Regions from separate parts of the Homo sapiens genome. Here region 1 is linked to region 2. Evidence: chromatin contacts called from ENCODE Hi-C or POLR2A ChIA-PET data. All regions are on one chromosome and are shown on one strand. The core of a region is the stretch at or near the end of the contact, and the rest is flanking DNA. Distances in the headings are between cores, read along the strand shown. Region 1 holds the start of SLC7A1 (solute carrier family 7 member 1). Region 2 holds the start of GTF3A (general transcription factor IIIA).

The links. Hi-C counts contacts between places; a loop is a spot of excess contacts on that map. ChIA-PET counts read pairs that join two places held with the same protein, here RNA polymerase II (POLR2A). Pooled maps may share reads with other maps.
Region 1: a map of CD8-positive, alpha-beta T cell shows a loop between it and region 2 (5-fold over the local background). The contact joins the promoter of SLC7A1 here to the promoter of GTF3A in region 2. A Hi-C loop is called at or near these places in 1 of 168 maps with a recorded cell type or tissue (CD8-positive, alpha-beta T cell) and 8 of 50 pooled maps. POLR2A ChIA-PET finds 5 or more read pairs at or near these places in 1 of 52 experiments (PC-9).

Annotation. Positions count from the first base shown.
Region 1 is chr13:29,592,920-29,597,972 of GRCh38, reverse strand. SLC7A1 (solute carrier family 7 member 1) reads left to right here and starts at 2,285. Exons shown (of 13, transcript NM_003045.5): 1 at 2,285-2,557. RefSeq lists silencers at 1,919-3,158, 3,327-3,621 and enhancers at 3,269-3,398, 4,488-4,987, 4,988-5,053.
Region 2 is chr13:27,423,369-27,428,494 of GRCh38, reverse strand. GTF3A (general transcription factor IIIA) reads right to left here and starts at 3,876. Exons shown (of 9, transcript NM_002097.3): 1 at 3,557-3,876; 2 at 1,303-1,403. The coding sequence starts at 3,757. RefSeq lists silencers at 78-458, 3,532-3,611, 3,712-3,771, 3,782-4,051 and enhancers at 2,202-2,421, 3,372-3,441.

The DNA.
Region 1 (5,053 bases), core at 1,036-3,535, 2.2 Mb before region 2:
ACAGCAAATGAACTGGTAGAGTTCAGATTCAAATCCTGATCTGGTGCCAAGGGCAAAGCAGGTGGTCTTTAATCCTACCAGGCTTCTCTCTGTGAGAAGGGGACATGCTTACTGTGGCCTCAGCAGACAGAGTAGGCTGCGTGGGATCTGGGAGATCTTCTGTGAATGGAAGGCATCATTTCACCACTGTGCAATTGAACTAAGATACATTGTTTTATTTATTTTTTATTGATTTTTATTATTATTTTTTTGAGACGGAGTCTCGCTCTGTCACCAGGCTGGGGCGCAGTGGTGCGATCTTGGCTCACTGCAACCGCCGCCTCCTGGGTTCAAGTGATTCTCCTGCCTCAGCCTCCCGAGTAGTTGGGACTACAGGCGTGCGCTACCACGCCCAGATCATTTTTGTATTTTCAGTAGAGACGGGGTTTCACCATGTTGGCCAGGATGGTGTCAATCTGCTGACCTCATGATCTGCCTGCCTTGCCCTCCCAAAGTGCTGGATTACAGGCGTGAGCCACCGTGACAGGCCAGATTTGTTGCTTTAAAACAAAGCATATATGGTGGCTTACTATGATGTCAAGCACTGTTCAAAGCACATTACAAAGCTGGGCAGGATGGTGCTCGCCTATATTTCCAGCTACTGGGGAAGCTAAAGTGAGGCGATCGCTTGAGCCTAGGAGTTCAAGGCTGCAGTGAGCTATGATGTTGCCACTGCACTCCAACTTGGTGACAGAGTGAGACCCACTCTCTAAAACAAAGACAAAAACACATTTTACAACTGCTAAGCCATCTGCATGTGTTCATTAAAACTTTTTCTGGGGACTTTTTCTGGCTCATCCCTGTAGTCCCGATGCTAGGGGAGGTTGAGGCAAAATGATCGCTAGACAGCTGGTATTTGAGGCCAGCCTATGCAACATATCAAAAACCCGTGTCTATATGTAGAAAAAATATTAACTAGGCGTGATGACACAAGCCTGTAGTTCCATCTGCTTGGGAGGCTGAGGCAGGAGGATGGCTTGAGCCTGGGAATTTGAAGTTCCAGTGAGCTATGATTGTACCGCTGCATTCCAGCCTGGGTGACAGAGTGAGACCCCTGTCTCTAAAAAACAAACAAATGACAACAGCAACAACAACAGAACACTTTTTCTGAAGCTAGCACCATGCAGTTATGTACTTTATAAATTGCTAGTCTAATTCCAAGGGAATAGTTCAGCAGCTGATATTTGAGAAGGACCTGTAGAAAGGATTCAAAGACCACGGACACCGTCCACTGTTTTTCTGTTTTCCTATAAGATAGAAGAAGGATGGCATTATTAATTTATGCCCTGTTTACCTATCCCAAGTCCCAGATCACTGGATCTTTAAAGATTATGATTCTCGCTTGGCTTTTGGTACAAAAGGAGACAAGGAGGGAGCTTAAAAGGTGAGCACGGTGTGATTCAGGACTGAAGCTTCTGCCACTTCCTGGGGGGTAACTGCAAAAGTGAGCCGTTCTGACTAGCCGTTTGTGCATTTGCCACTGCCAAGGGGGCACAGGTAGATTCAAGCTTTGGGGCTCTTCTGACAACTGGCAAGGATAAGGTATTAGCAAGGGCAAAGGAATAGTAATAAAATAATCCAATAACAAAGACATGAAGATTTATAATAATTTTTAGGCCGGTGCAGTGTTTCAGGACTGTAATCCTAGGGCGCTTTGGGAGGCCCAGGCGGGAGGATCGCTTGAGGCCAGGATTTCGAGGTTAAGGTGAACTGCGCTCCAGCCTGGGCAATAGAGTAACACCCTGTCTCTAAAATGAAAAGAAAACAGTTTAAACCTTTTAAGTGCATACCAAATCTTTTATTTTGGAGAAGGAAAACTGGTCTCGAGTTCCGTGTGAGCTCCCTGGGGCCCGCCGGGAGGGGGTTGGCACGGCCGGACCTGCAGCACTAGTTCTGGCCAGGGCGCTGTGGGATCTGCAGGGGACCACAGGATGCTGTGGCGCGGTGCGCTCAGATTGGCGGAGAAACGGCCACACGCCTACGGAGCTACTGAGAAGGCGAGCGGAGGCGCAGCCCGCCCGCCCGCCGCGGGAACCCCAGGTTGGGGCGCTGGGCGCGCGAAGACTCAGCCGCCCCGCCCACCAAGGGCGCGTCGGTCCCCGGCCGCAGCCTCTGGGCTGGCAGCCGCCGCCGCGCCGCGCTCCCATTGGTGCCCGGCGGTGACGCGGCCGAGCGGGCCGGGGCTGCCTGGTCCGGGGGCGGGCGTGGGGCGCGGGGCGCGGAGCGCGAGGGGCGGGGGCCGGGCGCACTGCTGATGAAACCTGGCGCCGGAACCCGCCAGCCCTCGGCGCCCATTCAGTCCGCGCAGGCAGGTGTGAGCAGCGGGTCAACTACCTGGCAGGCGCGCACGCGGCCGCGGGCTCCCGCTAACCGCAGCCTCCACTCCTCTCCCCGCGCGCCGCGCCCCCGCCCCGCCCCGCCCCGCCCGGTCTCGCCGGCCGAGCGTCCGTTGGTCCTTGAGCGCGTCCGACAGTCTGTCTGTTCGCGATCCTGCCGGAGCCCCGCCGCCGCCGGCTTGGTGAGTGCCCGGCCCCGCCAACGCAGGGGGCAGCTCCTTGGGCCCGGGTCATCACGGAGGGGGCCCTGGCGCCGCGTGGGGCCGCGGCAGGGCGGCGCGGGAGTGGCGAGGGCCCCCGCGCCGGGAACGCTGCCATCCTCTGGGAAGGGCCAGGACCAGGGCCGGGCGGGCCCCGGAGTGGGCGAGCGGGGCTGGTGCCCATGCGACTGTCGCCTCCACGGAGTCCATTTTGGCTCCCTGAAACCGCGGCGTGGTGCATGATGCAACACCGAGTGAGTAAGCGTGGGCGATCTGGCGATGCCCGCTCCGCGCGCCTGTCCGGGGACCCGCGCGCCGCTACGCACGGGGTGGTCGGGGTGCGTAGGCGGGCGGCGGGCACGGGGGCCAGACTGGGAGGCACACGGAGCCCGCCGGCGGCGAGGAGACCTTCCCTTACATGGCGCGGTGCAGAGCACCCCGCCCCGCCACGAGGTCCGGGGATGTGTCATCAGCCGTGGGTGGGGACTCTGCCCGGCCGCCCGGAGGGTGGTCCCGCGGCAGGTGGCCGGCCCAGGGACTCTGCTGCCATCCCCGCCCGGTGGCCGCCCTGACCTAGGGCGCCTGGCTCTCCGCTTGTCCCTAGAACCCGGGACGCGCCGCCTGCACCTCTCGTCTGGGTCCCCAAGATTGCTTTGAGGAAGTCTCCCCTAGGTGGGCTTCCTTGTGACCCAGTGTGGCCTGGAAAGGCCGGGTTCCTCAAGCCCTCCACATGGTTTGGAATGAGAGGAAGTTCTTCCGCCTTTAGCAAGACACCGTATTCTCAGGGTGTTCCTTTCTGCGTAGTAGAAAACTTCCCAGGCATGGGCAGGTCAGAGTCATTCTAAAACCTGCGCGTACACAGAGCGGCAGCTGCACTGTAGTACTACAACAGCCTGCTGGTTCAGCTCCTGACCCTTTCCAGGGGATGGGGGAACCAGACAGCAGTTGTGTTTGACTTGTGTGACTAGGATAGTCAGACATGTGCCTTCAGGAAAAAAATAAATAAATAACCTACATTTCCCAATACTCACGTCATCACCGCCATGCCCTCATGTGTTGGGTTTTAGTCCAGACATAGTTACCAGATGGTTGAGATTTCAATCCCAGGTGTATCTCCCTAAAGAATGTGCCTTTTATCTTACTTACATTCGACTAGTAGAATTGTGTATGTCGGCCTCTGGCCGAATGCCCTAATTGTATTTAATTCGAATTATAATTTATCTGGGATTTTTCCTAACATTTCTTGCCCTTTATGTTTGGTTCAGATAATAGGAAACCATGATACATTTATTCCTCTGGTATTTTTAGTTGATCTCAGTGGAAATTACCATGATTTTTATATGAACACACCCTCCTGTTATTAAAACAAAAGGTCTTATTTAAGTCACACGAACAGAATAGAAACTTAGGGGAAAGGTCAACAATAGATTAAAATGGTTTTAAAAATAGGTTTAGCATATTACGATCATGTTTAATTATTATAAAGGTAAAATTCAAAGGATGTCAAAGGAGTTTTGAGTAAAGAGGAAAGGGCTTAGTAAGTAGATCAGAAATGTACTCCCTTGTCTGGGTCTGGATCCTAGAGCCACGTGCTCCTGTACATATGATTACTTGCTTTAGGTGAAAAAAAAAAAGAAAGGCTTGAAAGACAAGACTGTTGACTTCAGGGAGTTACAATTTTCTATTTGGTAGAAGAACTCATTCTTTGATGGAATTAAATACGTGTTGATTGATTATTCTGGTCTGTAGTTTATTTTAACCAAAGTCCATACAAATAGATAATTATGTTGGAGGGCTCAGAATTATGTCCAATTAAATTAATCCTTTCTCATTATCAACCATGTATTTGGAGGGATTGCTATTAATCCTAGGGACAAATTTGAAATGTGAATAAGTGCATCCTTGTTATGGAGAAAAATATTGTTTCCCTCTAACCTTGGAGATACTTGAGTCTCGGAGTTATCTCTTCCAGAGGCATCTTCAGAGATGCCTATCACTCCACCTGCCTCTTGGTCCTCACTCCAAGCAAGACCTTCCGATAGGATGTGGTGTTTTTCTGTATAGTTGGCCCCTGCAGACCTGGATAGATTTTAAAGGCAGATCCAATAGGATTGGCCGGTGGATTCATGGAAGGACGAGAAAGGTCAAATATGACTCCAAGCACATCGGAGTTGCTGTATTAATGAGATGGGAAGGCTGAGCAAAGAACGTGTTGGATGGAAGAGGGACTTTTTGAAAGTCACAACTGACCTTTTTAGAACTCTTATCCCCAGGGTCAGGGCTGGAAGATGTATCTTCTTGGGGCCCCTCTCAGGTGCCTGCCTGTGTGTTGCAGCCACCCGTCCAGGCTGCTGGCCTCCTTCCCCTTCACCTAGCTTTACTGGCTCCTCTCGCCAAATCTGGGGGGTCTCTTCAGCCTCTGTCTCCTTGCTGCCCATGGCCTCCCTTTGCTCCCCTGCCGCCTTCTAGTGGGCCGCC
Region 2 (5,126 bases), core at 2,627-5,126:
GGTCATTGTAGGACACACTTGAAACCTGGATTTCACATGTAGGCCGTGCTTGAAAGCACTGCACAGCTTTAAGGGAAGCACACGGGAGGGCACTGGGGGAGAGGGCTGGCCTGCAAACTGTCATTCCAGCCAGAGGAAGGGACCGAGATAAGACAGTGGCTGCTGGATCTGATGGGTCAGTTACAGGATCTGGCAACCCACCTGTTGCAAGGGATGGGAGAAAGAATGGAGAGTCCAGGGAGCTGCCTTATCTTTGCTATGGGTCACTGGACAGACAGCGAGGCCACCTCTCCAGACAAGAACATGAGAGAAGATCAAACAGAAAAGTGAGCTCAGTTTGACTGTGACAAATTTGGGCCATGTGGAATTTTTTATTTATTTATTTCTTTAATAGAGATGGACCTGACCATCTTGCCCAGCCTGAACTCCTGGCCTCAAAGCAATCCTCCCACCTCAGCCTCTCAAAGTGCTGGGATTACAGGCATGAGCCACCACACCCAGCCTACCACATGGAATTTAAGAAGACACAGAGATAGCCAAGTAGCACTGTCCAGCGAGCAGTGGGAAACGGGGAACTACAGCTAAAGAGGGGCAGGGTCTGGGTTAGATCATGAGCTGGAAGAGTCATGTCCAGTAGTTCCTGGTTGCATGGCATTTCCTACCATCCCCACCCCCTACTTGGCCAGGATCCCCCACTGCTCCCAAAACAGATGACATTTTTAGTTTTGTTATGTAACTTTTAAGACTTCTTTACAAATAGGAACAAATACAAATATAGTTGCTTCCTGCCTACCCAACACCCACTACTCACCCCTCCCCCTACCCCCTAGCTTTTTTACACACATAAAAGTAGCCTAAAGAGGACTCTTCTGCACCTTGGTTTTTCAATTAAAGTGCCCTGGTGATTTTCTCATGGCTTTGCAGAGAGCATCTGCATTCATTTTCCTGGCTGTAGGGTATCCCATTGTGTTGATATACTTTAGCTTGTCCCCACCCATGAGCATTTTATGTTAGCTCAGCCTCCTGGGTAGCTAGGATTACAGGCACAAACCACCATCCCTGACTAATTTTTGTATTTTTGTACATACGGGGTTTCACCATGTTGCCCAGGTTTGTCTCAAACTCCTGGGTTCAAGTGATCTGCCCATCTCCGCCTCCCAAAGTGCTGGGATTACAGGCATGAGCCACCGAGCCCTGCCAGGCTTCACATTCCTGATCTCGTGAGTTAACATCAATCTTCTTACTGGGTCTATATGCCCAACACAACCCACTTCAAAAGCCTAAAAACAGGTCTCTACTTACACAAACGGCTTTTCTCCTGTGTGAGTCAGAATGTGGCGGCTCAGATGGTAGTCCCTGATGAAGGCCTTGCCACACCCTTCATAGTCACAAACAAATGGTCTCTAGCAGGAAAAAAGAAAAAGCATGTCACTTCTGCACTAGTTAGTAACTCTGGTATTATTTAAAAGCTTAAACTGCCTAGTGTTAAGGCCACAGGCTTCCTATGAAGAGGTGGTTTCTACTCAGAGCTGTGCACCCACTGCAAGACGCAGTGTTCCTGCACAAAGTTACACAACATAAACATCACAACTTCTCACAAAGTCACTACACAGATTTTTGTTCCATGAACAGCATTTAAAATAAGCAGGCATAGCATTTTTAACCTGCTCCCAACCCGGCAGCAGGCTTTCACAGCAACCCCCTCTTAAAGACGCCCTGGCTGTTAGCATGGCTTGTCTGCATGGATCCCCACCACCGCATGATTTAACATGTAAAAAAGCAAGCCTAGGGCAGAGGAACGAGGGAGGCCTGTCTCATCCCAGACAAGCCCAGGGTCTGTGCTAGGATAATGCCAAGCACAGCTATAGGAAAGTGTGTCACACCTGAAAAAGCTCACAGGTGCCAGGGCGAAGCAAAGAAAACAGCTCAACACCCTAAATGCAACCACCTTTTGTAACCCAGGAGTTGGGAGGGGGTGACTCATTTTGAACCTATAGTAAAAGCCAAACACACACCCCAAATAACCAAATAACCAGTTTGGTGCATCAAACTATGAAAAGCATACTACCAAGGCGTCCAGGAGGGAGGCACCGAGGCCTCCATGAGAGTACTAGGAGCAAAACAAGCAAACAGGAACACAGTGAGCTACATACCACCAGGGGCGGAGCCACAGAACCTTGCACAGCGGCAGGCGTGGAGTAGGCTCAATAAACATTTGTCAAATTAATCTGCATGAGAGATCTGGGACAACAAAGATGACTCCAAGTTTTTCAACCTGTATTAAGGAAACTGGTAGCGCCAGTATCCAAAATACAGCACACCGGTCTAAAAGGAAAGGCAAGCTCTTACGTGGATCTACTGGTAATACAGAGCCCAGAATTTAGAGGCTAGAACGGGCAAGAGGAAGGGCAGAGGGGCAAAGCATAAAGGATGTTATGAGTCATGCCGGTGGCTATGTAAGACCGCAAGAGGGAGCTGGGCGGGGTGGAACATGCAGAGGGCAGAAGAGGATCCAACGAAAAGGGCAGACGAGGAAGAGGAAAAGAACCAGAGAAGGTCTCAAGGAAGAAGCGGTCGGCCTTCCAGTGCTGGAGAGGTTAAGGAATGAGGCCCCGGAGGACACCTGGAGAAGGTGGCCCATAAATTAGAGGAGGTGCAAGGGGCAAAGGTATGGACTGCAGCCCAGTGGTTTAAGAAATTAAGGGCTTTAAGCTGAGGCAGTGTGAAGCCTAGCTCTGCCAAAAACTGGGAAGCTGGGCAGATTCCTTGACCTCCATGACCCTCGTTTTCCTCACTTGTGTGTGACATGGGCTGCCACGTCATATCATGGTATCTGACATTCTCCTGCCCTCAAAATAAAATCCAAACTCCTAATGGGCCTACTTCTCAGACCTCATATGGTGATCTCCGCACCCAAACACACCCACCTGCCTCCCACCCCAAGGGTCACAGGCTCCCTTTGTGTTCTCTCTACCTAGCACAAATGTCTGCATGGCTAGATCCTTCCTTCTTACACGGCTCACACAGAGAGGCCTTTCCTGACCACAACACTGCATGTCATTCCCACCTATCCTGTGGTCGGCTCGACCCAGGAACAAAGGTCCATGGCAGCAGAAACCTTGGGTTTGCCTGTTTTGCTCACTGCTCTCTCCAGTGTGGAGTTACGAAGAAATGAGCACATGCTGCTTTCACGACCCCTGGTACATGTAACCCATCTTCTGTACCAGCTCCAGGGGCCAGTGTTTGGCAGGTGTCTAGTAGCGGTGGGCCCCCTCAAACCTCACACTTATTTGCAGATTACGGGAGGCACTTGGCTGGCCGAGACTCACGATCAATGACTGCTTAGTAAATCCCGAGCCCCTGCCATGGATATCAAGGTCGCAGAACGAAGGTCCTACAACTTCCTGTCTACTTCCTCAGCTCCTTCCCCAAGTCCTGGATGTCAAAGCTGAACGCGCTGCACAGCGGGGCCTGCGGCCCTGGCCACGACTGCAGTGGCTACCCCGGGGCCACGCGCCATCCCTAGGCCCAGGGTTGGCAGCCTCGCCCCCCTCACCTCCCCCGTGTGCTTGCACAGGTGCGCGTCAAGCTTCCAGGCTTTGCTGTAATTGGCGCTGCAGTCAGGGAAGGAGCAGATGAACCTCCTGGGAAGCGCGGGGCGCGGCGGGGTCGGAGCTGAGCTCTCGCCGGCTGCAATGAACGCGTCGGCGATGGTCAAGGACGACACCGACTCGGCGACCACGGCCGGCGGATCCAGGGCGCCGGCGCCTCCAAGCCCAGGGCCAGGCGCGCTGCCACGTGCCGAGACACGTGCCGGGAACCGGCGCGCCCGGCCCACGGCTCCCTGCTGAACCTTCGCGCGACGCCGGCACACTTCCGGGAGCGCGCGCGGTCACCAGGCACCGCCCCGCGTCGGCGCCGCTGCTGCGCATGCTCCGGGAGATCGCGCATGCGCCAGGAGGCCCCGCCGCGGCTCGCGGCCCGTGCCCTGTCAGCCCTGGATGAGAGGCGGGGGTTTCTGCGTCCTCGGCAGAAGGCTGCTGCGTTTCACAGGCAACTCAAATCCCGAGGCACTGCTTAAATGGGGCTTGTTTCCCGTCCTCCAGTACACTCTGGAAAGCACTAGCCTTACATAATTTAAGTTAGCCTGTTGCCACATTACTAGTGTGACCTGTGTGGTTTCGTTTCTTTGCGTGCTTTACGTGCTTCTGCTGCAAGCCCCAGTTCAGAGGTTCCTAAGCTCAGATTCACGTGGAGAGCTTTACAAAATCCCGAAGCCTAGAGGATACTTGGACCACTTAAATCACAATTTCTGGGGGTAGGAAACAGGCATCAGTATTTTTGGAAACTTCCTAGGTGATTTCAATGCGCAGAAAAGTTTGGGAACCACTATCCTGGCACAGTAGTGCGCACCTGTAGTCCCAGGTACGCGGGCGAATCGCTTGAGCCCAGAGTGAGACCCCGAGCTCTAAAAGAATAAATACAGATGTCTCCCCATCCTACCCTTCCCCACCCCGGCAAACTGACCAGGTGGTTGGAAAAAAAAAAAAAAAAAAAGGAAAAGTTTGGGAACACTGCCCTAGAGCCTTGATGACCTACTTGAAACAAATCTCCAGGTGATTCAGTGCATATCAAAACCTGAGAAGCACTTTTGAGAGGCCTGAATGAATATGAGTATCTTAGTTTATGAGGACCACATGCCTAAAAAATGTCCTTGGATACAGATAACTGGCAGGATGACTTGGGGGATGTTCGCCAGATCCATATTTTTCACATCCTGCATTATTCCGAATCATTAAGCCCTTGTCGGAATGTGATGAACAGGTCCCTGCACAGCAGTGCAGTTCTGGAAACAAGCCAGGGCTTAACATCAGTGCTTATGAACTGAGTATTCCAGTTCATAAACACTCCTTTGCCTCAGTCTGCTCATCTTGAAAGTGGGAAAGTTGATAACGCCTGTGTCATCCTCCGTCTCAAGATAACGGGGCTGTGAGAGTGTCTATGCCTTGGGTCCACCTGTTGCTTTCTTCATTTGCCACTCTAGCCCCTGTCCATGGATGGGAGAATTCTACACTCATCCCTCCCACAACTCCGGAATTCTAAAATGGTTTCTCTTGCGCCAGTTC